Linked DNA regions of Mus musculus: all the other regions are linked to region 5. The links are chromatin loops, found by intact Hi-C in ENCODE. Cell type or tissue: left cerebral cortex. All regions are shown on one strand.

The links. Peaks named below come from ENCODE experiments on the same cell type or tissue, not always from the same donor. Only the 100,000 strongest peaks of a DNase experiment are listed, where the experiment ranks them.
Region 1: it touches region 5 in a loop (7-fold over the local background); 5 of 42 quality-filtered maps call a loop at or near these places.
Region 2: a loop joins it to region 5, with 5 times the contacts of the local background. A loop is called at or near these places in 5 of 42 quality-filtered maps.
Region 3: a loop joins it to region 5, with 3 times the contacts of the local background. A loop is called at or near these places in 5 of 42 quality-filtered maps.
Region 4: it touches region 5 in a loop (2.4-fold over the local background); 3 of 42 quality-filtered maps call a loop at or near these places.

Annotation. Positions count from the first base shown.
Region 1 is chr15:92,159,964-92,164,963 of GRCm38, forward strand. All of the region lies in intron 1 of Cntn1 (contactin 1), which reads left to right. Among named protein-coding and RNA genes, the nearest start is that of Gm36901, 39 kb to the right of the region's middle. In left cerebral cortex, a CTCF peak has its summit at 2,018; DNase peaks (open chromatin) are centred at 1,322, 1,713, 1,928 and 4,368; H3K4me3 peaks cover 2,619 bases; H3K27ac peaks cover 1,722 bases.
Region 2 is chr15:92,218,988-92,223,987 of GRCm38, forward strand. It overlaps Cntn1 (contactin 1), which reads left to right. Exons shown (of 24, transcript NM_001159648.1): 3 at 1,460-1,492. Among named protein-coding and RNA genes, the nearest start is that of Gm36901, 21 kb to the left of the region's middle. In left cerebral cortex, no CTCF peak of the experiment used is centred here; DNase peaks (open chromatin) are centred at 2,358, 2,645 and 3,376; H3K27ac peaks cover 425 bases.
Region 3 is chr15:92,228,932-92,233,931 of GRCm38, forward strand. Cntn1 (contactin 1) reads left to right here. Exons shown (of 24, transcript NM_001159648.1): 5 at 3,170-3,342. Among named protein-coding and RNA genes, the nearest start is that of Gm36901, 30 kb to the left of the region's middle. In left cerebral cortex, a CTCF peak has its summit at 2,661 (motif pointing left); a DNase peak (open chromatin) is centred at 2,654.
Region 4 is chr15:91,967,085-91,972,084 of GRCm38, forward strand. No RefSeq gene overlaps it. Among named protein-coding and RNA genes, the nearest start is that of Cntn1, 82 kb to the right of the region's middle. In left cerebral cortex, a CTCF peak has its summit at 2,488 (motif pointing right); DNase peaks (open chromatin) are centred at 2,200, 2,490 and 4,986.
Region 5 is chr15:92,048,657-92,053,656 of GRCm38, forward strand. It overlaps Cntn1 (contactin 1), which reads left to right and starts at 2,509. Exons shown (of 24, transcript NM_001159648.1): 1 at 2,509-2,667. In left cerebral cortex, a CTCF peak has its summit at 2,595; DNase peaks (open chromatin) are centred at 2,480, 3,173, 3,384, 3,588 and 1 more place; H3K4me3 peaks cover 2,838 bases; H3K27ac peaks cover 1,919 bases.

The DNA of each region.
Region 1 (5,000 bases), 110 kb after region 5:
GAAAAAAAGGACCAGTTTTCAACTTATCTCTCCACTGCACCTGTGTCTCCATCAATACCTGTACTGCCTCTAAAAGCTAGAATCTACTGTTGGTTGACAGATTGAAGACCACACAGTCATGCTTCTCTAAAAGGCAATTGCTCTGCACCATCTACAGTGCTGGGTAAGAAAATGGTTGTTCTCACATTGTAGTTTTTTAGCCCCAAGGCAAGAATGTTTCCCTCTGGATTTATGAGGGAATCAAGTGTGATAGCATAGGAATATCAATTGCAAGTGTGTTTGTGTGCACTCATGTGTGTGTGTTTAAAAAGGCTTTGGGAAGACATGACTTCATAGCTTTCAGCAGCTTCAGGAGCTTATGTTTGCACCTCCTGTGTAGAAACACCAGACAACTAGTTTTAGTCCAGAGGTCTTTGAGTAGTGGATGTTCACTAATTATAGATACACACATTTTCACAAGGACCTCCCACAGTAGTATTTCTGCAAATACTATGATGGCATTTTAAAGTGCTAGGACCTGTTTCTTTCTTTATAGTGAATCTAGGCATAATTAAATGTACATCTTGTTGAACAGCTGGGGTTTTTTTTCCAGCCAGTGTAAACAATGATATGTTCTTTGAAGCTTAAATGCTCAGAGGGGAAAAAAAAAACTCAGAACATTGACACACCCAGAATAAAAAGTAATTATGGTCTAGAATATTTAATAGAGATAATCACATGATCCGCTGTGATTTCGAATAGAAGGGACCCTTTCCACATCGCCGAAATGACAAGCTAACTATTTTAGAATAATTCTTCTAAGAACTGTGACTGAAGGAGGCAGGTAAAAACGCTTCTACTACTTGCTGCCGCGTGTGTGTCTTTTATGTAATTTTTGTCTTAATTTTCATTTGTTCTTGTTGATGTCTCTGCGGTGACAGAGAAGGAAACAGCTCTGTGCGTTATACCGGTAGTATGGAATACCTGGGTTGATCCTGCACTGAGTTTGCCCTTTCAAACGAACGAAAACAGCAGATTCTGTCGTTTCTGCCCCCAAAGAGTCCAGCTTCGACATTCTGCAGCTTGCAGATGTCATTTCGGCACTGAGAATATCTTCCCTGAGAGGCTGCAGCCGGGCTGGAGACTTCTGCCTATGATTTAGGTTGTAATTTTATTTGTGGAAATAAACCAATCAGGGCTCTGCGATTGTCTTAGGGATGAGGTGATCAATAGCCCATTACTGGGTAGAGCCCAGGCTACAGGAAGTGCATTGAAGACTCCAATGCATGAATTATGCATGCCCTGCTCATTCTTTAGTCCCTGAACAGAATGACAGGGTTTGTGAAGTCGCCTCAGATAGTTTCTTGCATGAAGCGACTGCAGTGAAATGCTTAATATTTTCAGGCACAGAAGCAGCATTGACTCCAGCCAGCCAGGTTCGGGAATGTAAATCCACAGCTCACAGCCCAGAATGCTTTATTTGAAAGTATCGCTATGTGGAGATCCAGCTTTGCAGTCTTATAACCTGTTCTTTGCAGAAGGTTGGCTGAAGGATGGGAGCGGCTATGCCTGCCTCTGAGGTCACAGCATGAGGTCCTTTTAACTTGCCTTCTGCTGCAGAAGAGAAGCCCATTGTGTCATAACTCTCCCTGAGTCTATTCAAAGGGGCAATTTGAAGCAGATATTATAGCAAGATCGGCAGATGATTCAACCCACACGGTGAGTCCACGATTTTTCTCTAGGTTAGGTAATTGCAAAGGAGAATGTGCCCAGTTGGGATAACGGTGACGCGGTGCCGATGGTATAGATTTCCTCGTCCAGCCTCACTTATTACTGTGTAAACCGAGAGATGACATTATTTCATATATCAGACGGTATGGGTGTGAAGTATTTATTTTTCATGCAATGGCTTTTCGAGAACGTGCAGGAACTTAGATGTGTGCGCCTTGCTTAGATGGGTGCTGGCCGAGTGGGGAGGGGCAGCCTGGGAGTGAGCTGAATCGGTAAGTGGAAGTCACCTCCTGCTGGAGAAGTTTTAGCAGGGCTGTGGCTGGGCTTGGGCTCAGCTCAGATTCTTACCTTGACGTCCTCATTTCAAATTGTTCTCAAAGGTGATCAGACCCGAAAATGCAGCAGTACTCGGTCATACCCAAAAAACTGCCTTGCTTTTTTTTAATTTAATTTTATTTTTTTATTTTTAGCAGATGTAAGTAAAGAGAACGATTTGCAACAACATGTCCTTGAGGGAAGACCTTGTCAGAAATGAGACAGTTTGACTTTTTAAAAATTCATTACTTTATTTATGTACAGCCCAAATGTTGCCCCTCCCTCCTGGTATCCCCTCCCAGAGTTCTCCACCCCATCCTAACCCCCCTTCCCTCCCCCTCCCCCCCTGCCTCCTGGCATCCTGACTTTTACCTATGTTCTTCCTTGGCTGCCAAGAACACCGTATTCCAAAATGACAAGAATTACAAAAGAATACTGTAAAATTTACTTGGAAATTAGAGTTATTTTTTTCCTGCTGTTTTTAAAAATTAAGCTTATGACAATTGTAGACTTAGCAAACTGAACACAGAGTACTCCGTGACCTTATCGGTAATAGGGTTTTGTGAATTAAAACTGTTTGCTCAACATGGCAGTTCCTAAGTGCAACTAAATGTCCAGCACACGAATCCCTAAGCTTCATTTTAGGGTATAAAACTAGATCAATAAGTATTCACTGAAAGGCTTAAACTATGAGATTCCTTAAGGATGCTTTTCCAAGTACATTTACATTATTAGTGAATATATATATGCAATATAATAATTCATAAGTTATAAGACCTATAATATGCATGAAGCATATTTGTTGAGACTAAATTTTAAAAATATGGTCACCATCTATCAGTCACCAAAGTCAAGAAAGCCAACCAGATTGTTTTCTGGTTCAATGGGCTTCATTTTCCTGAAAAACAAAGAAATCCGTAACAGTGAGAAGCCGCCAGGCTATCCACTTCCCAATCCTTTCCCAGAACACAGCCTTTCTGCCAGCATTCCTCCATCCCCTGGGCCTGTGTCAGCAGCCTGGTGTGGCACAGACGGCTTACACCTGCTGATGTGTTCAGTCTGTAGGACTAGTCTAGTCCAGTCACACTAGGGAAGTCACAGGTGGAGTTCTCTCTGAGGGAAGGGAAGTACCTGCCTATTGGAGTCTCCTGATGCTGAGCCACAGTATTCAGTTCTCAAATGCCTACTGCCCGAGGTGGTTCTTAGCATCCAAAGGAAAATGGAGAAGACAGGAGGGGGACAGAAACTTAGGGATGCTGTTGCCTAAGGATGAGTAGTAAATACTGAGTGGTGAGAGTGATAACAGTACTGTGTGTTGCATCTGGCTGAGGGATGGATGTAGTAGCCAGACACAAAATACAAACTATGAAATGGGAATCAATAGAACTGGGATTTTATATGCATCAAGCTTATTAAACACTAGTCTTTCAGGAATTCTGAATGTAGTTCATTAATGTAAAGTTTGGTGATACATTTAAAAATTTTTTGTTAATATTTTAGAGTGAGACATCAGGAGGCATGAACATCTCAAAATGATAGACTCATAAATTTTCCTATAGGGAGTATGTATGATATAGATATGAAATGGACCCACTTTGTAACAAATTGAAGTAGAGGAGTGTGCTTTCTCTTCTACTTCCCAACCAGACTCCACGCATATTGGACCAACAGTGATATATTCTTTTTTCATGTTATCTGTGGGAATAACAAGTTTTCTTCTCTCTCTCATTTCCCGATCTGTTCTTGTCAAGCCTATACAACTAAACCTTATTAGGACAAATGAAAAAAAGGTTAGAATCATGCAAAATAGCACACACATATAAAAATAATTCAGCTAAGACTGTGGGTGTTGTGAATCACTTGTGGGAGATTAAGAGACATGGCAATCAATATTTGAAGAGGGATGTTGCTCCAATTTTCACAAACATTAACACATACACAAATTGATTAAATAATAGCTTATTTGCACAGTAAGAAAGCACCCCTTAGGGAATCCCAGGGACTGTCCTGAGCTCCATCCTTGCAAAAGCCACAAAGCTTTCCCTGTATGAACCGTAACAAAGATTGGCAAGGAGAAACTTCGTCTCCTTTGTCTCCCATTGGAAAAATGTCCAAAGTAGTCCCTTCTGAAACATTTTCCCTGAATATACTATATGAAATACTTTTCATATATACTCTTTTTTTAAGAATTTACTTTTTACTACACCTTAATTATGTGTAACTGTGTGTATGATGTGCTTGTGTGTGTGTGTGTGTGTGTGTGTGTGTGTTCCCAGAAGGCAGAAGTAAGCATTGGCTGCTAGAGCTGGTAGTACTTATGGCTGAATGTGAGTCACCGGATTCCGTGCCAGCAACTGAACTTGGTTCCAGTGGAATAGATGCAAAGGATCTTAACTGTGATGCCATCTCTCCAGTCCCCAGAAATGCTCTTTGAAATTGACTGAGGTGTGTGGTGCTGTCTGCCATTAATCCCCACACAGAGGCACGTGGATCTCTGTGAGTTTCAGGCTACATAGAGAGATCCTATCTCACAAAAACAAAACAAAACAAAACAAACAAAAAACAGGCAAACAAAAAAAGAACTGACTGGAGGTTCAGTCTTATAAAAACAGCTTAGTGTCTCTTTCACCAACTGACCCTCTTTTTCACTCCATTTTATTGTAATTTCTCAACACATTTCCTCTCAAGGGCAACCTAGTGTGATAAGTGTATATTTAAGGATCTAATGTGGTTTCTGGCCCTGTATAAGCATGAGAAGATGGACTTGATGTTCAATGGGATCAAATAAACAAAAACTTGAGAGCGGAAGTACAATATACTGTCAGCCAAAAGTATTTGGCAAAAGTCATAGAAGAACTGAAGACACAAGTATTGCCAGTTTTAAAGTGGATCCTGGTAGTAGAATATTCATGAGAAGTATCATTGATTAGGTTCCAAGCATCTGTTCTGAAGTCAATCATGAAACAGAGGACAGA
Region 2 (5,000 bases), 170 kb after region 5:
ACACCCTGTGCTGCCCAATCCCTCTTGCTATCATCCACACCCACAAAATCTATTCTATTACCTCTTCGCAGGGAGATTCATGCATCTACCCTTGAGGCCTCCTTGTTACTTAGCTTCTCTTGACCTGTAGATTGTAGCAGCATGATTGCTCTTTATTTAATAGCTAATGTCCACTTGTCAGTAAGTATACACCATGTTTATCTGCCTGGGTCTGTTTTACCTCATTTGGGATGATCTTTTGTGGGTGTCTTTGCCTTCAAATTTCATGATATTATTGTTTTTAACAGCTGACTAATACTCCATTGTTTAAATGTACTACATTTCTTTCTCTTTTTTTTTTCAATTAGATATTTTTTCTTTATTTACATTTCAGATGTTATCCCCTTTCCTGGTTTCCCCTCTGAAAACCCTTTATCCCATCCCCCCTCCATTTTTTGATTGAGGGACATCTAGGTTGTTTCCAGCTTTTGGCTATTATGAATAAATCTGTAAATGACCATGGTTGAGCAAGTGGTAGAATGATGTGTCTTTTGAGAATATGCCCAAGAATGGTATAGCTGGGTCTTAAGGCAGATCAATTCCCAATTTTCTGCTCTCAGAAACTGAAGCAACAAACAGGGACCTCCTATGTATCTGGGCTAGGTCTTCTCCTCAACCTAAGGTTGTGTAGCTTGGTGTTCTGGTGGGTCTCCCACAGTGGGAGTGGGAACATGTTTCTGACTGTTTTGTCTATAATTGAGATTTTTTTTTCTTCCTACTGGGTTGCCACTTCCAGCTGTGATATGAGAGTTTATTGCAACTTGTTAGGCCATGGTAAATGATATTCCTGGAAGGCCTACTATTTTTTGTAGGGAAACAGAAGAGTTGATCTGAGGAGAGGGGAGATGTGAGGAAGGAGTTGGAGGGGAAATTGGTCTGGATGTAATGTATGAGACAATATATATATAAGAGGGGCCCTGCTGATAACCCTAGAAAGCTAGGAAAGGACCAAGACCTTGAGCACGTGGTAGTTGTGTTGGAATTCTTCACTCCCAGGAACCAAGGTGATTTTCTATCCTTTGTCCCCATCCTGTTCCACAGTTGGTGCTGAAGCATTTAAAGGCAATAGTAAATATACAGAGCCACAATAATGGTATGAATCTACATAAGTGCATATATAGTCGCATGCATAATGTACATATAAGTATACATGGATAAATATTATATGGTTATTAAATTTTATTACAAATGAAATATAAAGCGTTTTATTAGTCTCTCAAATTCATACTAATCCTATTGATGGCAAACAGTGCTACTACTATATAGTGTAGAAACAAGAAAAAATATTTGAACAGGTGTAAAGATACATCAATCTTGTGTGAAGAGTATTTTGTCCCATTTCATTGATTCTTCCCAAGTTAAACACACCTGAAAGAATTAGTTGACATAAAAATCTTTTTCTTATTCTTTTTCTTTTTAGACTTTACCTGGCACAGAAGATATGGTCATGGAGGTAAGTTTTAAATAGCTTGGGTGTGTGTGTGTATGTATGTATGTATATATGTATGTATGTATGTATGTATGTATGTATGTATGTGTGTGTGTAATTATATTTGATTTCTGCTTTAAGCTATGGTCACTCTAAACTTGATGGTAATTACTATTGTTGGGTCACTTAGAAATCTTGTAAGGTATTTTTTCTTAGATCATAAAAAAGCTTGCTTGATTGTTGAAAGACAATCAAACACACACACACACACAAACACAAACACACACACACACACACACACACACACACACACACACACACACACACACCAGGCTTAGGCAGATGGAACTATTCAATGCAGTTTCCATTTGTCTTATATACTTTGTAACAGTACATGGATAGGTCCATGGCTCCAGTTACAGGGTTGCCTTATCTGGCATCAATGAGAGGGGAGGCCCTTCTTCCTATGGAGGCTTGATGCCCCAGTGTAGGTGGATGCTAGAGGGATGAGGCAGCAGTGGGTGGGCGTCTGGGGGAGTATGCTTCTAGAGGCAAAGGGGAGGGGATGCAGGGTTTGCAGAGGAGAGACAGGGAAGGGGGACATTTGAAATGTAAATTAATAAAATAATCAATTAGTTATAATAATAATAAAAGATTAAAACAACCATTTTGTAAGCCTTTTGTCTGCTTCAAGAGAGAAAACTCAAGTTAATGCCTATGGGAACTTAAGACTCGGTGCAGTTAGGATCCAACAGATGGTATAAAAAGTTCCTGTTTGAGATGTATTGAATGTAACAACCAGTCCTGCTGGTCTGAGTCTCCTGTTTTTGCTGAAGTAAGAGGTGTAGCAAAGACCAATTTGGATCTGCCTCTCCAGCTGGAACTCACTGGCTAAGCTTGCAGATTTTGCATATATAAACTTCTGTTTTCAATATGCAAAAGTCAACTTGGGGTTTTTACTGCAAGACCCTCACAGAAAACACAGTGAGTGGAGCTGGCATTGTGACTGATAGGCCATGTGCCCAGTGACTAGTAACTGCAAACCAACTAAAACCACTGCAGAATGACACAATACAAAGTCAGGAAGAACTGCTGGCATCCCGTGTGACAAACTCCAGGGCAAATCCAAATGATGCCATTTGGACTGGGAAAGAATTTCTACTTGTAGGTTTAAAGAACAATCTTAGCCCAAATCCTGTCAAAGCCATTTCCCTCCTACGTTGTGAGCTGGCAATCACTACATGTAAGTTTTATAAAAAGCAGTGACTAGACTTCAAGAACCTTATCATAAGTAGGGAATATGAAAAAAAAACAGTTCTTGAAGAAAAAAATGGAATTTGCATTAGAGGAATGATATATGTTTCAAGGTGTGTTTAATGATGGATGTTGTACGTACACAAGGAACCCTGAAGTAGTTTAACAAGTAGAAATTGTACAAATTCTAAATAAACAGGGTGACTGATAACAGTTTAAAAGAGCGAAAGAAAGAAAGAGAGAGAGAAAGAAAGAAAGAAAGAAAGAAAGAAAGAAAGAAAGAAAGAAAGGAAGGAAGGAAGAAAGGAAGGAAGAAAGAAACAAAGAAAGAAACGAAAGAAGGATGGAAGAAAGAAAGAGAGAAAGAAAGAAAGAAAGACTTGCAATTTCTATAGAATATTCACAGGAATTTCATCAGAAAGTATTTTATTGTCAAATAAACCATAAACTACTGGAAACCCTGCTGCTGAGTTAAGTGTAATGGTTTATTTTTAATTGCAGTCAAGGTTTATAGTACTAAAATAAGTAAGTGCAGGCATTTCTTTGCACTGACATCATAAAACATCTCTAGCTGAGTCACTAAGAACATACATTTATCTTTTTCACATCCCTAGAAAATAGAACCTAGACTCAAGGTGTTAGCATAACCACAGTCCCTTAGAACCTGCAGAATCCTTGCCTCCTCCAGCTGCCGTTGGCCCCATATGGCCCTGTGATTGTAAAGGCATAACTCCAGTGCCTGCCTTCGGCTGTTCCTGGCTTCTCCCCGTGGCTCCTCACATGACCTTGCCTCTGCGCATACCAAAGTCCCCCCTTTTGCAAGGTGAATTTCTGAGGAAAGACATAATACATACATATGTTCATCTACCTGATGACCAATATGGACACTTCCTTTATGTTAACTTTGTGACCCTTCACTTCAGGTGGAATACTAAGATTGCCCAGCAAACACAACATTTCTTTACATGGCCATTTCCCCCCTCAGTCATGTCATAGGGCTCTCTCTCTTCACACCTCTAAAATACTTGTGCATTCTGACATCAACATGTTGGGTTTGGCTGGAATTATGTAGGGAGATTAGAAATGACGAGAAGGCAATTCCATAGGCTGCCCCTATATTCTTTGACCACTGCTCATATCTGCAACAGTGCTGTGCTGCCATTTCTAGGGCTCACCACACCCTGTTGTGCTCTTATGCAGTAGTTCTATCTCATATGGTCCATCTAACCTGTTGCCACAGAAAATGTCCACTTTCTCTTTCCCTATTGTCAACTTCTCCCTCTTTATGGCTATCTCTATCAACACATATACATTCCATATACTGGGAGAATCGTGACACATGGCTTTTATCCCAGCACTTGGAAGGAGAAGAGGCAGATGGATATCCAAGACAAGTCTGGTCTACATAGAGAGTTCCAGAACACCCATGCTTACATAGAAAGACCCTGTCTTAACAAACCAATAAATAATAATAATAATAATAATAATAATAATAATAATAATACATGTTATTTTCAAACTCTATACTAGTCCATCTTCTTCACACCAATGTAACAAAAAAGTTCTTTCCTATGCTTGTTCTTTTCAATCCGTTGATATATCTTCTTTGAATATAGCAAGTTTCAACAACTGCCTCTTTGCTACCTGTGATGTAATGCAGTAAGCCACTTCAAGCTTTCCCTGAAGTGCACAGCTGGCTATCACCCATGAACAGACAGTATTCTAAGTGAAGACGGGACATTTCTCTCCCTCTCTTTCTCCCTCTCCCTCTTCTCCTTTTTCTCCCCCCCCCCATCTTCTATCTCTGTTTACAAAAAGAAATCTTTCCCAGACTCCTCTGAAAGAAATGTCATGGCCCTACGTTGTCTAGGTTCTCTCCAGCTACAACAGACTTTACGTTTAAGGTACAGTCAGATATGAAGGATCCTGGAAATATTTGTAGCCATGTCTAAGAGTTGAAGAAATGGTTCAAGGTCCAAGGGGTCTATAAATTCATGATGGACTCTACCTGTGATGAATAGCCAAGCAAAATTTAGTCTATATAACGTAATCTGCTAATCCAATCTTCTCCATCCTTTTAAAAAATTGGACTTAAGGAAGAACTCACAGTATTGCATAGTTAGGAATGTTAAATTGGTACAATGTTACTTCTTACCCATCACCCTAAGTGATGGAGGTGCCAGAGTATTTAAAACCCAAGTCCTAAACATCCTGATTCTCTCAGTGAAGAAAGAACCAATAATGTCAAGAAGTTTGTGCTAAACAATATAGCTTTTGC
Region 3 (5,000 bases), 180 kb after region 5:
ATTTTCTTAAATATATGTAAGAATTTACTTATTCGGTGACAATACTTGTAGATTTGATATCATCTAACGGAACTGAAGCTTCAGAACAAACAAATATTGCATAAAAGCATTAAGTATATACGTTTGAAGATGAAATAATTTTATGTGCACTATCCTTGATAACTCAAATCATTGGGTGACCAGTAATATTTCTATAGGAACTACATTCAGAGTTCTTCGCATAGACAGTTCCAGAATGTGTTACCCTTTCTCAGTGATCACAAATCTCTATTTCTGACAATGCAGAAAGTTTCCTGCGTTGCTAGGATTGAACCTAGGTGCTCATGCATGTGAGGCAAACACTCTACCACTGAGCTGTATTTCCAGCATGTACAAAAAATAACTGTGTCTTAAGTATATCTCCCTTCTGAGCTGCATCAGTGTCTCTTTTGATTGATGTTCCTGAGTGACTTCTTTGTGCGATCATAAAAACTTTCTTATGGTTAAAAATGGGTTTCTGTGCTACAGAGAGTTTATACAATTGTATAAACTTATGAATGTAATCTTATTCAAAGACTGAAAGTTAACCAAATGCCAGTGAATTTGAATTTCTTTTGTGAAGTGTTTCCTGGGGGGGGGGGGGAAACCCACAAAGTGATTTATGGGAAATTGGGACTGCAGTGGACAATTATCACCTGATTGAATTGAAGTCTATGAATTAATTAATTTTCGATAGTAGGCATCCTTCCTACTATAAAATGGCTTTCTATTATTATACAAAATTATTATAGGGAAAAAAATCTCTTTCTCACCACTTAATTCTAATTGTGTTCATTTTTTCCTGCCTCTGGCTATCATTATAAAATTACTCTTACAGTAAGATATGAATTTAGGCATAAAAATCACCATCCTGGCATTATTTTTATGGCTTCAATTTTGTGCATGGGTGGACAACATAAATTACAAAGAACACAATTGTTCTAACAGTTATTTGGTTGCTAAAATTACTTCAATGACCTCTGTACAGGGTCTTGGGCATGGGCTGGCATAGGTGATAGTCTGTGGAGGAAATGTATCTACAGAAATTTTACAAGACAGGATGCTAAATACTAAATTAGATACATTGGCTTGACCATGTAAGTTAAATACAGATGCCTGACCAAAGCACAGGTGCGATGATATCTAAAGATAGTGTGTAAATCTCAAGCCTATTTCAGCGATGAGGATTCTGAGATACTGGCCTCGCCAGCAGCCTCCAGCCTGGCTTGGAAGCAACCATTCAGCAGGTGCTGTGTGTGCTCAGTGTTTCTAGGAACATGGCATGGGCAGGGGTATGGACCTTCTCCGCACAGAGGCTGTATGAATGCAAAATATGCCCCCCCTCCACCCAACAGGTTTTAGCCAAACTAAAGCCCAGCTTGATCTGGCTTGACTGTCCGTATATTAATATAGGGAGCTGGGGGCGCCAAGTAGACGTTTAATCCTGAAAGAGGCAGCTGCATCAGACTGCAATATAAAAGCATAAAGGGGAAGAGAAGATGAGAGACTTGTTTGGGTAGAAAGGATGATTTTCAAATGTTGTGAATGACAGAAGAAACCATACTGTCCACAGTAATCACTCACTGTGTCCTTCGCACAGTAGTTTTATATCTGGAGCGTGTTCTGTGGTGATGGATTATTCATGGTGGCCTTCTGAAAGGTGAGAGGTACAACAAGGAATTTTCTTTGCCCCTCATCAGCCTTGACACACTTTTTCCCACTCTCCGCCCCCAAGAAGCGAGCGCTGCAATAAAAGCTTATCTGAAGGCCCAGTGGTCTCAACACACATTTCTGAAAATAGACCATGAATTTATCCAAACACAGCAAGGCATAAAATTATGATTCCCTAAACAACCCCAGCCACAGGAAGTCAAAGTAATTAACACAACTTGGACCCAATAAAGCAGGGGAGAATCGCGACCATTGAAGTTGCCTGACCAGGAAACCTGTGGGATGATCACCCCAAACCACTTCCACATGCCCAGGGCAAGACTGGCCCTGCTGAAATCAAAGCAGGTGATTTGGAGTGATTGCAGCAAGCAAGAACGGAACGAACGCTGTGTGTTCTTGCTTTTGAAATGAGCTCTTAGCCCATAAGGATTATAACAGGGAAATGTCCTAGGGACCTGACTTACAAACACACTCTGAAGTCATGCAGTTTTTTCATTACTTTCACTTGTATCAGGAATGTATTTGGCATCTGGAAACTAGCCACAGCTGCCCCCCTGATCTTCAAGGTCAGGACTTTTATCTGATGTTTTTCCTGGGACATTGCTTAAACAGATAGACCCTGGCACGGCACAGCATAATTGTAAAAAAAATTTTTTTACTATAATCATAAGTGAAACGTCTTTTTACATGCATTCTTCTCTCCAACTCACTCAGAAAAGGCAGAATTCCACTTTAAATAATGTCTCCTTCCTAGAGTAGTGTTGTTAGCCACGATATTTTTCATTGACACTGTTACACATACAAATATACAGTGGATGAAAATGCTTTCAACAAAAGTTGCCCCTCAATAATATGAAAAGGCACCACTAAATAATATCTTGAGGATGAAGAAAATTTGAATTTACCACTTCATTTGTGGTTTGGATTAAGACCCAGTAGAGCAATTTTAAACTGCGTGATCTCCCTCTAGTGGTCAACGCGTGTTAATGGCTGACCACACAGCCCGTCTCCTTTAGTTTTATTGAAAAATCGCTGTGCTACTTAGCCAGATACTCATACTTCTTATTTTAATTTTGCTCGAGATATGTCTTAATATTTTATGCAAGGTATCTAGGTGCCTGTGAAACTACCTAGCAGAATATGGCTATCAAGTATGCTCATGTCTAAATAATGAACTTCATCTCTGGAATACATGAAGTCAATCTTAGGAATAGAATTCAATAACCCATTTTCCTTTAGGATACTTCTTCATTTAAGATGTGGGAAAGTGTTGGGAGTTTGCACATTTTGCCACCTTAGCTAAATCATTATTCATGTTTCAAAATACTCGGGATCCTCGATCATTTAGAAACCCCGTCGATTCGTGTACATGATCATCTCCCTTCACAGAGAACCGTACTTGAATTACTTCAGAGTAAAGTTAGCCCGACAGTTCCCAGACTTACGAGTTTCAGTGTAACACTAACGTCTTTTTCTCTAGATGGAGAATGAATAACGGGGACGTGGACCTGACAAACGATCGGTACAGTATGGTCGGAGGAAACCTTGTTATCAACAACCCGGACAAACAGAAAGACGCTGGGGTGTACTACTGCCTGGCATCCAACAACTACGGAATGGTCAGGAGCACGGAGGCAACTCTGAGCTTCGGGTGTAAGTAATCATAAGCTTTTTAGAGGGTGGATTTATTCGAAGTGAAGTTACATGTGTTTTAATTATTGATCCAAGTCTATGTAAATATCATGTGAGGGTGTCGACTGTGGGATGGTTAACTACCTCAGCCATTCTCTTCCATTAAAATCACTTCTCCTGGAGAGATGGTTCAGAGTTGAAACATGCCGACTACTCTTGCAGAAGCACCATGTTCAATTGCCAACATCCATGTTGAGTGGTTCACAGTTGCTTGTAACTTCATCTCCATAGAATCCAATGCCCTCTTCTGGCTTCCATGGGTAGAAAGCAAGCACACACACACACACACACACACACACCCCAAATATCACACATGTATACATTACACACATGCACACCAACATATATATCTACACACAACACACACACACACACACACACTCAGATACATACACACGAATAAGTAAAATTTAAAAATCTTGTCACTGTGAATATAGACCCTACTGCCTTATCATTGCAACCAACGCAGTGATAATGTGCGTTTTATTTTTCAAAAGTCATGGCACCTGTTCATTTACAGGTGGCAGGTTGTTGTTGTTGTTGAGACAAGTATGGCACCTGTGAAGTTTTCAGTTATAATAGTTCTACGTGACCACCAAGACATATTAGTAAACACAGCCATAAGAGTTCAGCAAAAAGGATAAAAGAAGGAAACAGACTGCTGACAACAGCGTGCTAGAGAAAAAATGTATTGTACAGAAGAATGGGCTTTGGGTGGGCTCAGCATAGGCAGGGGACTACGGGTGTTCTGAAGATGATGTAAAAGAAATCATAACTACTTTCTGAAGAACCCTGAATGGTTCTCTGCAATCAGCACCAGGGAAATGATGCTAGTGCTCTCACTGAAGGCCCCACGGGCTGAGAACTAGTTATTGAGACAGTATCCAATATATACAGAGTACTGTGTGCCTCTCCTCAGCGCCCTTGTCTGAAAATATTCTGCTCTTCAGCATTTAACTTCTCTGGTCTGGGATTTATTAACCTGTATTTTAGTTAGTTGGTCATTTTAAATTTGAATTAGCTCATTTTTTTCTTACAGGGCCCAATAATGGAAAACTTTAAAAAAGTACTTGTTAGCATAAAAATTGGAGTTTGTTCTAAAGGACAGCTCTACATTGAGAGGGGAGCTGGACGTGATAATTAATATCTGGTTTGTGATTTTATGTCAAGATGTTTATCCTTGATAAATATATCACAGGGTGAAAACAACATTTTCACAAGTCATCGCCAGGAAGGGTGAGATAGGTCAAGAAACAGTAATATTAAAATAGCGTGGTAAAGAGAATTGTAGATAAAACACATGAATCTTTCCTTACTTTGGTAATTCATATTTCAAAAATTCAGTACTTCCACTTACGTATTTTTTTTTCCAAAGAAAATCAAGTTAAAAACAAAAATGTTCCTCTGTCACTGAAATAGAATGGGGCCAAGGAAAATGATTTTAAGATGGAATAAAACATTTGGGTTTCTGCTCTACAACCAGAGCAAAAACTATCAAATGAGCCGGTGAGGCTAGGAAAGGATTTCAGATGTCATTAGCACATCAGGTCCAGGGGTGTACCTTCAAGTCTTCCTCTGGAAAACTATATATAACCTGGAGAACACAGGTTTCCAGAGGT
Region 4 (5,000 bases), 82 kb before region 5:
CATGATGTAAAAACTCACCAATCCATCCTTTATACTCTCCAGAATACAAACTTTCTTGTTATTCCTTTCATGGCATCCTGAGATGTAGAAATTTTATTTTCTTTCAGTATAACTTAGGTATTAATTTTACTATTTTTTAGCAAACATATATATGTACATATATACATATATATATATACACACATGTGCATATATGTTGTATACATACATTGGATATTTATTCCAACATAGTAAAGTGACATGAATTAAAATAAATCAAAATAAATAAAACTCATTAATAGTATGAAGTTATTTTCCATTTTACTAGCAAACATCTTTTTAAAAAAAAATCTTGAGATAGTGACAGACTATGCAGCCTGGGATAGCCTTTGATCTGCCTGCCTATGCTTCATTGTTGCTGGGATTAGAGGCCTGTACCCAACCACCGTTTTGTGAACAGACTTCAAACAATTGAACATAGTTGATTTTTAATGAATATTCTTCCTGACATCCTTTTCTCTACAATGGACAAGTTTCCTTTTGGTTTCTGGGTCTGTATGTTCTTTGGTGTGTGTGTGTGTGTGTGTGTGTGTGTGTGTGTGTGTGTGTGTGTGTGTGTATGTGTGTGTGTGTGTAGACACAGCAGAGAAGCTATGAATCTTTGCAGTTCCAAGAGGAAGGTGATGGGGAAGATGAAAAGCCCTGTCTTCTGAGGAAGGGGCCAAGAGAACAGGAAAGTTCAGCAAGTCATTAGGCACACAGCTTCATCAAATGGAGGGATTTTTTAGAGAAGAATAGGAGAGTATTTTCAGAGAGTCATAGCAAGTGTGCTTAGGATTTGGGCTGATATCCATGGAAGAGAAAGGAAGAGAGGATAGGAAAAGTTATGGTTATTGAGTAAGAACAGCAGTGGAGCTCTGTAGCAGTTGCATGGACGGAGGGGCTGCTTGGGGAATAGGTACATTATCTCATAACAGAACGAGAGAATTATTCTCTCCATCACATTAGGGGATGCCCTCCATGAGCCTCTCTTCTGATGGGTGGTCTCCCAGTCAGGTGATTGTCTGGGTCCTCTATGGTCACTCTTGGGCAGGGGTTTTCAACGTGCAGGTCGTGACCCCCAAAGACCATTGGAAACATGTATAATTACATTATAATTCATCACAGCAGCAAAATTGCAGTTATAAAGTAGCAACAAAAATAATTTTATGGGGGGGGGGTCACCACAACATGAGTAACTGTATCAACTGTATCAACTGGTCACAGCATCAGGAAACTTGAGGACCCCTGCAGGGAAGGGTGATGAACATGAGAAACTATGTCAGATGGTCACAGCATCAGGAAGGTTGAGAACCACTGTAAGAAAAGAGTGATGTAATGGTTTTGGAGCCTGGAATGTCAGGTACCCAGTCAGGGCAGAGGCGGAGCTCAGATTTCTTCTTTTGACAAGAAAGAAATACCTTTCTTCCAAATGAATCCCTTTCTAAAACAGGAGTTTGAGTCCACAACCGATCCAACCTATATCTGTCATCAGTGGCCTCGAAGCCTGCCAATGTCTGTCCAGCTACGTTTTCTGAGATCGCAGTGGCTCATAAAATCTATTTCTTTGTGGTCTTGTTTTAATGCCTTGTTTGCTACCAGGAAGTAAACTTAATATGTAAATTGCCTGGTATTCTTTTGCCCAAATCGTGACGATGTTTATTCATTGTACTTACAACAAATTCTAATCTCCCTTTGAGAGGCCCCAGGAACCAATACTACCTAGGTCTAGCTTCATCTTCCACTGCCTTGCCTTAGAAACCTCAATCCACTAAAGTAGAAACTATAGTGTACATCGAGTGGTCCAGGCTTAGCCATCTTACTGCCTTTACACTTCTCTCAAATACGGTCATGCTAAATCCTGTGTGACTGGCACATCTTCTTCCCTTAGATCTCAAGTGCATGTCCTCAGGAGGCCACCCTCACCTCATCCTTTGATGTCCTCTCACTGGCATGCCGCTCACACCTGCTTCCTGAATGTCAATTATAATTTACAACACTCAGAGGATCTCGTATGTATATTTCTGTCCTCACTGGGATGTGCGTCCCAAGTCTGTTTGGTGCTTTTTGTCCCATTCACTTCTTAAACGAGTGTGTAGACTAGTGGTTCAAAGGCCATATTTGTTTGTACAAGGGAGCGGTTCGAGAAAACGGACTAAGAAGTCCTAGTGATCGGGACGGTTTCCGAAGAAACAGTCCTGAGTTCTGTTCAGGAACACGAGTTTCTTCTCAATTCCACGTCTTAGACTCCGTTATCTACCATAATGGATTAATCCTGTTGTCTTCCCATCTCTTAGCTGCTAAAGAAGTAGCGAAAAGCGTTGGACATCTCAAACGCTGTAGTGGCCCCAGTCAGGTGGGAGGCGCACCCTTCTCTGGAAATTGTTTCATTGTAGTTTCTGGAGGCTTAAAAGCCTCAGGGAGATCTAAAATTAGGCTCGGAAGAGGGTCCAGTGGCAAAACGGACTGCCACCAGGTGGCAGCAAAGAGTCACCTCCTCTCGCAACACTTACATGGCTCTTAGTTTTGTCCTCATTTAAATTATCAGACTATGACCAGTTTCCCGACAGACTAAAGTATCCATCAATCCATCAGCTTATTTCCGGTTGGTGTTTATTTTTACTTATTTACTTGTTTATTTGGGGGTGGTGTGTGTGTGTGTGTGTTTGTGCGCACGCACGTTTATGTTGCATACCTTTTTATATGGGGGCTTATACATTCATTTATAAATAAGCAGAAGCCAGAGGAGGGTGCCTGGTGTTTTTTCCAGTATTACTCTTTGTCTTGTTCATTTGAGACAGGGTCTCTTCCTGAGTCTGAAGCTCACAGTTTAAGCTAGGCTGTCTGCCAATGAGCTGTCATCTGCCTGTCTCCTCCCTCTTATCCTAGGGTTTCAGGTATTTGCATCGGTGTCTATTTTGTTTTGTTTTGTTTTGTTTTGTTTTGTTTTGTTTTGTTTTGTTTTGTTTTGTTTTGTTTTTTAACATGGATGCTGGAGATTTGAACTCAGAGCTTCATGTGTGAACACCAAGTGCTGTTACTCACTGAGCTAGCTCCCAACCTCCACCGCCAGTTTACAGATTCAATGTGAAAATTCCCCTGGGTAATAAGCTGTCTAGAAAAAAGAAAAAATAATTCAAATTCACAGATTTATGTCATTAAAAAGAATAGGTTTCCTTTCCAAGAAAATACTCAATTTCAACCTAAGTGTTTTAATATAAATAGCATATGATAAAATTTATATTTGAAAGTTAATTAATTCACTTGTTACCAATGGAGGTCAAAAGTTAAAACGAAACCAACCAACCAACCAAACAAACAAACAAAAAACCAAAAGCATTCGTGGCTGTCTCGGGTGCTCCTGATGGAGATTCGGTCACATCTGTGGTGATTTTCTTAGTCTTTGAGACCATTACCTTCTGTCAGAACTCAGCACTTAGATTGCAAAAAGCCTTTAATAATCTGCCTTTTTACCTGACAGGATTTCACTTATTTTTCACAACTCATTTCAAATAAAGCATCTCCAGGATGCTTTTCTGCCCTTCACTGTCCCTTAGGCTAGGGTAAAGATTGTTTTTGTTTCTATAAGAATTTAAAAATATTATTTTTTGTGTGTGGGAAAGAGAGAGAGAGAGAGAGAGAGAGAGAGAGAGAGAGAGAGAGAGAGAGAGAGAGAGAAAGAGAGAGAGAGAGAGAGGGCATGTTTGTGACATCTGAGATAGGTGTGTATGTGTGTGAGTGTGTATTATGACATATGTGAAAGAATGAGTGTGTATATGAGTATGAGTATGTGTGATGTGTGACTGAGTGTATGAGTGTTTTGTGATATGTGAACATGTGTAACGGTATGTATGTGATGGTATGTGTGTGATATGTGAGAGTGTGTGTATGTGTGATATGAGAAAGCTATGTGTATGCCTGTAACAGGCATAAGAATATGTGTGTGTGTGTGACAGCATGTGTTTGTGTGATGTGTGCATGTGTGTGTGTGTGTTTGATGTAAGTGCTATTTGAGTGTGTGCCTGGGTTATGTGTGTGCACAGTGTGTGAGAGCATACATGTGTGTGATGTACGCATGTGGGTATGTGCACAGGCAGTTAGATGACCTTCAGGAGTCAGTGCTCTCCTTCCCACTTAGGATCCAGGGACAGAACTTAGGTTATTAGGTATGCAAGGAACATTCTTTACCTTCCGAGCTATCCTGCTAGCCCTGCAATACTTATTTATAGCTTCTTACCCGCTTGCCCACCCAGGGCTTTACTAACCAAGCATGTACTCTGCTCTGTGCCAAGCAAACAAAAACATGTATGCCTGATGCCTTTGTCAGCTATGGGATGATGAAACATCAAATAGAAGGCTCACGGTATGATGAGCATTATGAAGAATTAGAGAGACTGTGTCTGTGTCATGGGCAAAGACTGGTGGATCCTGAGCTCACTAGCCAGCCAGCCTAAATGGAGAGCGTCTGGCTCACTGGGAGACCCTGTTCAACAACAACAACAACAAAAGACAAAAAACAATGGAGAAGAAGCCCCACCCTCCAACATTCTAATTAGGGTTACACACAAGTAAGAGATCCCAGAGAGGGGAGAGAAAGGGAGGAAGAGAGAGAGAGAAAGAGAGAGAGAGAGAGAGAGAGAGAGAGAGAGAGAGAGAACGCAGCAAGAAGGAAAGACAGAAAACAGATAAAACACTAGCAATTTGCCTTTATTTGGGAAGTAACCCACAGAGGGGTCCGTTTAAGAATCTGAGTCTTCCTTCACTTACCAGCGAGGGTAGGTATGGGATAGGAGTGTGGGGGAGGTTGGGAAGTTTCCTATTTTCACCAGCAGTTGCACATTGCTAAGGTTAGCCAAGGGGTAATGAGACAGAGAATGTCCCCATGAGGAGAAGCATGCCCTTTGCTTGTTCTTGACCACTGGGCAGGATAGGGAGGGCTACAGTTGCTTTCATTCTGGAAACCGGAGCTATAGTCATTGTCA
Region 5 (5,000 bases):
TCCAGACTGTGTTCCAACAATGCCCTCCTAGCTCTAGTGAGGAAAGTAGCCTGGAAAGTGAACCTGCTCATTTGGCTTCTCATCAGCTTTCTTCATGCCTCAAGTCCCAGACTCACCAGCTGTGATCTCAGCCTTGTGGAACAGATCTCATGCTTAGCTACTGATTGTGCCCTGAGTAGTCGCTAATGTAAGAGGGTGCTTTCACACATTTTGTAAATATGGGGAAATGAATATACCAATGTAATTGTTTTGAAAAAAAAACCATCAATAAGAAGATGATTCAGGGAGGAGAAAGGGAGGGAGCTGGACACGGCCCATACCAGATAAATTTATGTAGTGGAAAAAAAATAATGATTGTTTGGTCTTACAAGCTGAGCTCTATTTGTGTCTAGATGTTCACTGGAGCAAGTATTTAGTCCTGTTGCGCATCTATTAGGATTAAGCTCGGAATTGTAACAGCACAGATCCCAGAGTACGTGAAATTGGTTTGGCAAAGAGCAAAGTGCTGTGCAGCAGGCATTGCTAGCGTTCCTGTGCAAATAGAAACATAGGTGTGCCGTGAACAGGCGCACAGACTTTGCTCTCTGAGGAGAGCTGTTACAAAAACCCGGCGAGAGTACCTTATTTGAAAATAAATACGCCTGGTGAGATAGAAATAATCTGAATGCAATTAATAACTCTTTGTGTGCATGCACACACATGTTTATGAGGTCAGGAAATACACAACCAGCAGTATGTGCTTAGAAAGAAATAACCTCCAAAAAAGCCAGTTTATCCTTGCTTGCCCGTAACGCATCTATAATGCTAATACTTGTTCAGTGAAGAACGAAGGGATAAGAAGAGGAAATGGTGGAGTTTTTAGTAGTCTGCTCATTGACTGTTGCAATGCTCATGAAACTGAATATTCAGTATTTTTTCCCCTTTCATTCTATGCTTTCTCCTCCCAGAGGAGAGTGTATTGGAAGGCAGCACAAAGCCCAGGTAGTTTAGATTTATTGAACAATCAAGAGATACTAACATTGAAAACTCATTCCCTACTAGGCTGTTTGCTAATTTTTGTCCTGCCAGGCTCCCGTTCCGAGTTCTGCATCTCATTGCTGCTCAGCTTTGTTACAGGGCAGAAAATATGGATGGCACAGGACAAGCGCACTGTAATCCAGGAATTTGGTGCAGTTCAGTAGGAAAACTGGAGTGTGTATTAAAGGAAGAAGATAGAAAGCTAGCAGGCATGTTATGGGGGGGTGGGCAGGGAACAACTCAGGAGCTGTTGATACTTTGTAGCAATTGCAAGACTATCTCTGGCAAACAGATCGAATCAATTGTTCCTTGTATATTACACCCCCCCCTCCTCTTCTGTAAAGACTGAGTCTTACAGTGCTGTAAAGAGAATACAGCAAGATGGACCCGATGGTATTAAAAATCTGAGCACTGACCATCTGCACTTAGCTTTGGGTAGCATCAGCCTTCTCTTTGGTCCAGGAGGCTGGTCTTTTACCAACCCATCCATGTACATTCATTCTTTCTTATGTTCAGCATGCGTTAAGATGGTTAAGTTACCTAGCTAGAAGACAAATGGAGCTCTTTGGAAGAAGTGGGTGTCTTCTTTCCTCAATAGGTCCTGAGAGAACACACTACTCCAATTTTATTTACAGTTCTCCTTGGTCTTTCGCTAAGGAGTCCCTCAGATATAGCTTTCTGGTTCCACCTGGATAGATAGCAGAGGTGACACTTGAGCACAAAGGCATTTTGCCCTCTTAAAAAACAGACTTAGGTTCACCCAGCTGTCTGGTTTCATATACCCCCCCCCCCCCCCCCACAACTTGAGCATGTGAGAGACTGGTTATCGATCAGTATTGTGCCATTACTTTAAATAAACACTTGTCACCCACGGAATTGCCCATGGCAAATGTCTCAGTTTGCTTTACTCTGAACGTTTATTTTATAGCATTTTCCCCCATTTTAAATACAGGACCCTATGTAAGCAAATTTTGGTTAAATGGTATATAGAGTTTCTACAATTTTTGCTCTGAGGAAATCTTTCATGACCTATGTGGTCAATGATAGGCAACTGCAAAGGAACAAAATCACCATTTCTGATTTGACTGCGATTTCTTTCCGCTTAATTGTGCATCCCGTTTTCTGTTTCTTCACTGAAGTCCACGTTCATACTGAGCATTTTTTTTTGCCTCTGCTGGTGCCCCTGGTTGAATCTCCAGGAGCAGAGAATCTCTTTTAAAAGTTCCAGAGATCTGGCTTTGGCAGATCCTCCCTCCCTCTTGGAACCTTTAATGGTAGTTTCTAAGGGTAGTTTCCCTTCTCAGAGGCCCTCTGACCCAGAAGCAGAAGGTTTTCAATCCGCGGACTACAAGGACTCTTCGCTGGTGGGCTCAGAAGCTAAGAGTCAGTCCACAGAAACCCTAGAGTTGAGAATGACATCTCCTCTGTCCAATCAAAGGTGCAAGTTTCCCTCCGGTCCCCGCCTCCTCTCCCCGCGGCCCCAATAACTGCACTCTGAGGCCCCGGCTACTGCTGTCAAGTAGCTAGGGTGGGCTCCGCCTAAGCGAGGAGTGGCGCTGGGCTGGTGGGAGATGCGCTCCCAGCTGTTTGCAGCGGGAGCGGGAAAGCTGTAGGGCCAGGCAGCGAGGAGGCGACAGGAGTGGGGAACAGGTAGGAGGCAGGCTCGCCCTTCTGCAGAGCACAGGGAACGCGTGCTTCCCTGAGGCCACCCAGCCCCTGCCCCGCCCTGGTTACCCCGGCTCCCGGGGTCGCTGTAGCTGTCACCGCGACACCTATGACACCAATCAGAAGATGGGATGGAGGGGGTGGTGATGGTCTGGATGCTGGAGCCGGGGTGATGCACCGGGAAGGGTTGCTGAAAGGGGCCCCAAGGGGCACTGCGTCTGGGCAACTTTCCTCGCAGACGCAGCAGCTTGCTGCGGGGTCAGGCCTGGGGTTTGCCCTGTCGATGAGGTTGGGGGCTGGGGTCGCAGACGTGCCAGCTGCAGGAGCCGCGGGTCCTGTGAGCTCTTCAACTGCTCCGCATGCGGGGCGCCGCCTGCTCCCCTCCCCCGCACCTGCGGGGTACCCTCCAGCACAGCGCTGGCTGCCGGTGATGGCCATGAGGAAGGCAGGGGCTTGTACTTCCCCTGGCTAAAAACCAGCTCCCTTAGGGCTTGGTGACTGGGGAGAATCTCCGCATTTTCTGATGTATCCAATCTGAGGGAAAGCCAACGTACCTCCTCCACAAGGTTCTGCGGATTGGGCAGGGCAGAAAGGCAGTTTCCCACCGGCCTCGCTGTTTCCTACGGGGAACTACCACTTCATCTAATCAAGTGGCTGTGTCAGGATGAGCTCCAAAGCATCCTCCCTGGGTGACCGCATTTGGGCACTGGGTGTTGGCCCAGTGCCGATTCCTGCTGGAATCAGATTGCTGGTAGCAGTAGGGAGAAGAATTGCAGGGAAATCAGATACCCTGCTGGGAAAAATCCTGGGGGGAAAATAGGAATGGTGGGAAAGAAGCAAGAAGTGAGAGGTGTAGCCATTTCTGGCTGTCCTTTTTCTCCCCCCATGCCAAATCCAGCATGGGCATCAGTATGTGTGCCTGTGTGTGCACATCTCCAAGGTGGAGGAGCTATATATAGCTCCTGCGCAGCCAGCCGGTTTCTTTGCTGCTGAGCAGGCTGCCTTGGTCTTCTCAAGCAATCTGCAAGCACGGGGTGGGAGGGGTAAAATAGAATCAGATTCTTCATTGGGGGGGCGGGGGGGAAGCCAGGGAAGAGAGAAACTCAGAGTAACAACCCCCTCCCTACCTTCACACTCGGGATAACGTTTCTGTAGCTTACAGAAAGGGATGTATTCCAAAATTATTATTATTTTGAATGGATTTCTGGGTTTTATCCCACGTTTTTCGGATTCATGGTGCATATCGACCATTGCAGCTTGAAGTATATAAAGGCATCACATTAGTATATATCATATCTACAATAGTTTATTAATTCACTGGTGCACAATATTGTGCGCATGCTTGTATATCTTGGCTATTTGGAAATAAATTTATCTGTGTGGTAACTTGTAGCTAGCTACTCTCTGGGGTCTGGAAAGGACCCACCCACTTTTCAGGATGCAGGATTGTGGAACTGGTATGACCATCTGAGATAGTTTTGATGTAGTTCCTTGGACGCATCTTTCTTGTGGCTTATATAAATTTGTGCCGACATGATATTTCAGACGTATTTGTATTGCATGGACCTTCCTTTTATAAATGTTTGTACATTTATTTTTTTTTCCGTAAATTCAAAAAAAAATTGAGATTCAGGAGGAACAAATAGTGGGCTTAAAATCTGTCACAAATCTCAACTCTACTATTACTAAAGTCTACTGTGCATTCCTCTTCAAATATAAGACTCTGCAGTTTTCCGTAATTATTAGTCCCTGTAATAAATTTAAATAGTGTTGATATCAGCAAAAATATGTGCTGGGGTAACTTTTTTCTTTATATGCTTCAGAATTAATTTCTGAACTCCTAGATATTCTAATATATCAGAGGGGAGCTGGTGTTGAATTTGCCACCCCAACTGCCTGATTATCTGATTTGGGGAGTGTTTCATTCTTAGTTTTACTCTCATGGTATTCCAGGAAAGAATAACAGAGTTGGCATCTAGGTTTGTCAGGAAGCTTTTCTTAAATATCTGAGCATGTTTGCACTGTGGGAGTGGGAACACAGTTGACTGTGAATAAGCAGAGCTACTACTGATTATTATACAGAATCCACATTTATCAACTACATGCCGTTTTTAAAGCTACAACCTGGATCGCCTTGGACGATAATACAAGTGGAAACCTTGTCCATCACACTTAGTCTTATGTGGTTAACCTTATGTAGTACTTGTTTCATTATCTAGCTAGACAAAGAAATGCATTTCTGAAAAAAGGTTTTACTAATTATTTTTTTTTTTTTTTGAGAAAACTAGACTTTCCTAGAAAAAGGGAACCCCAGTTGA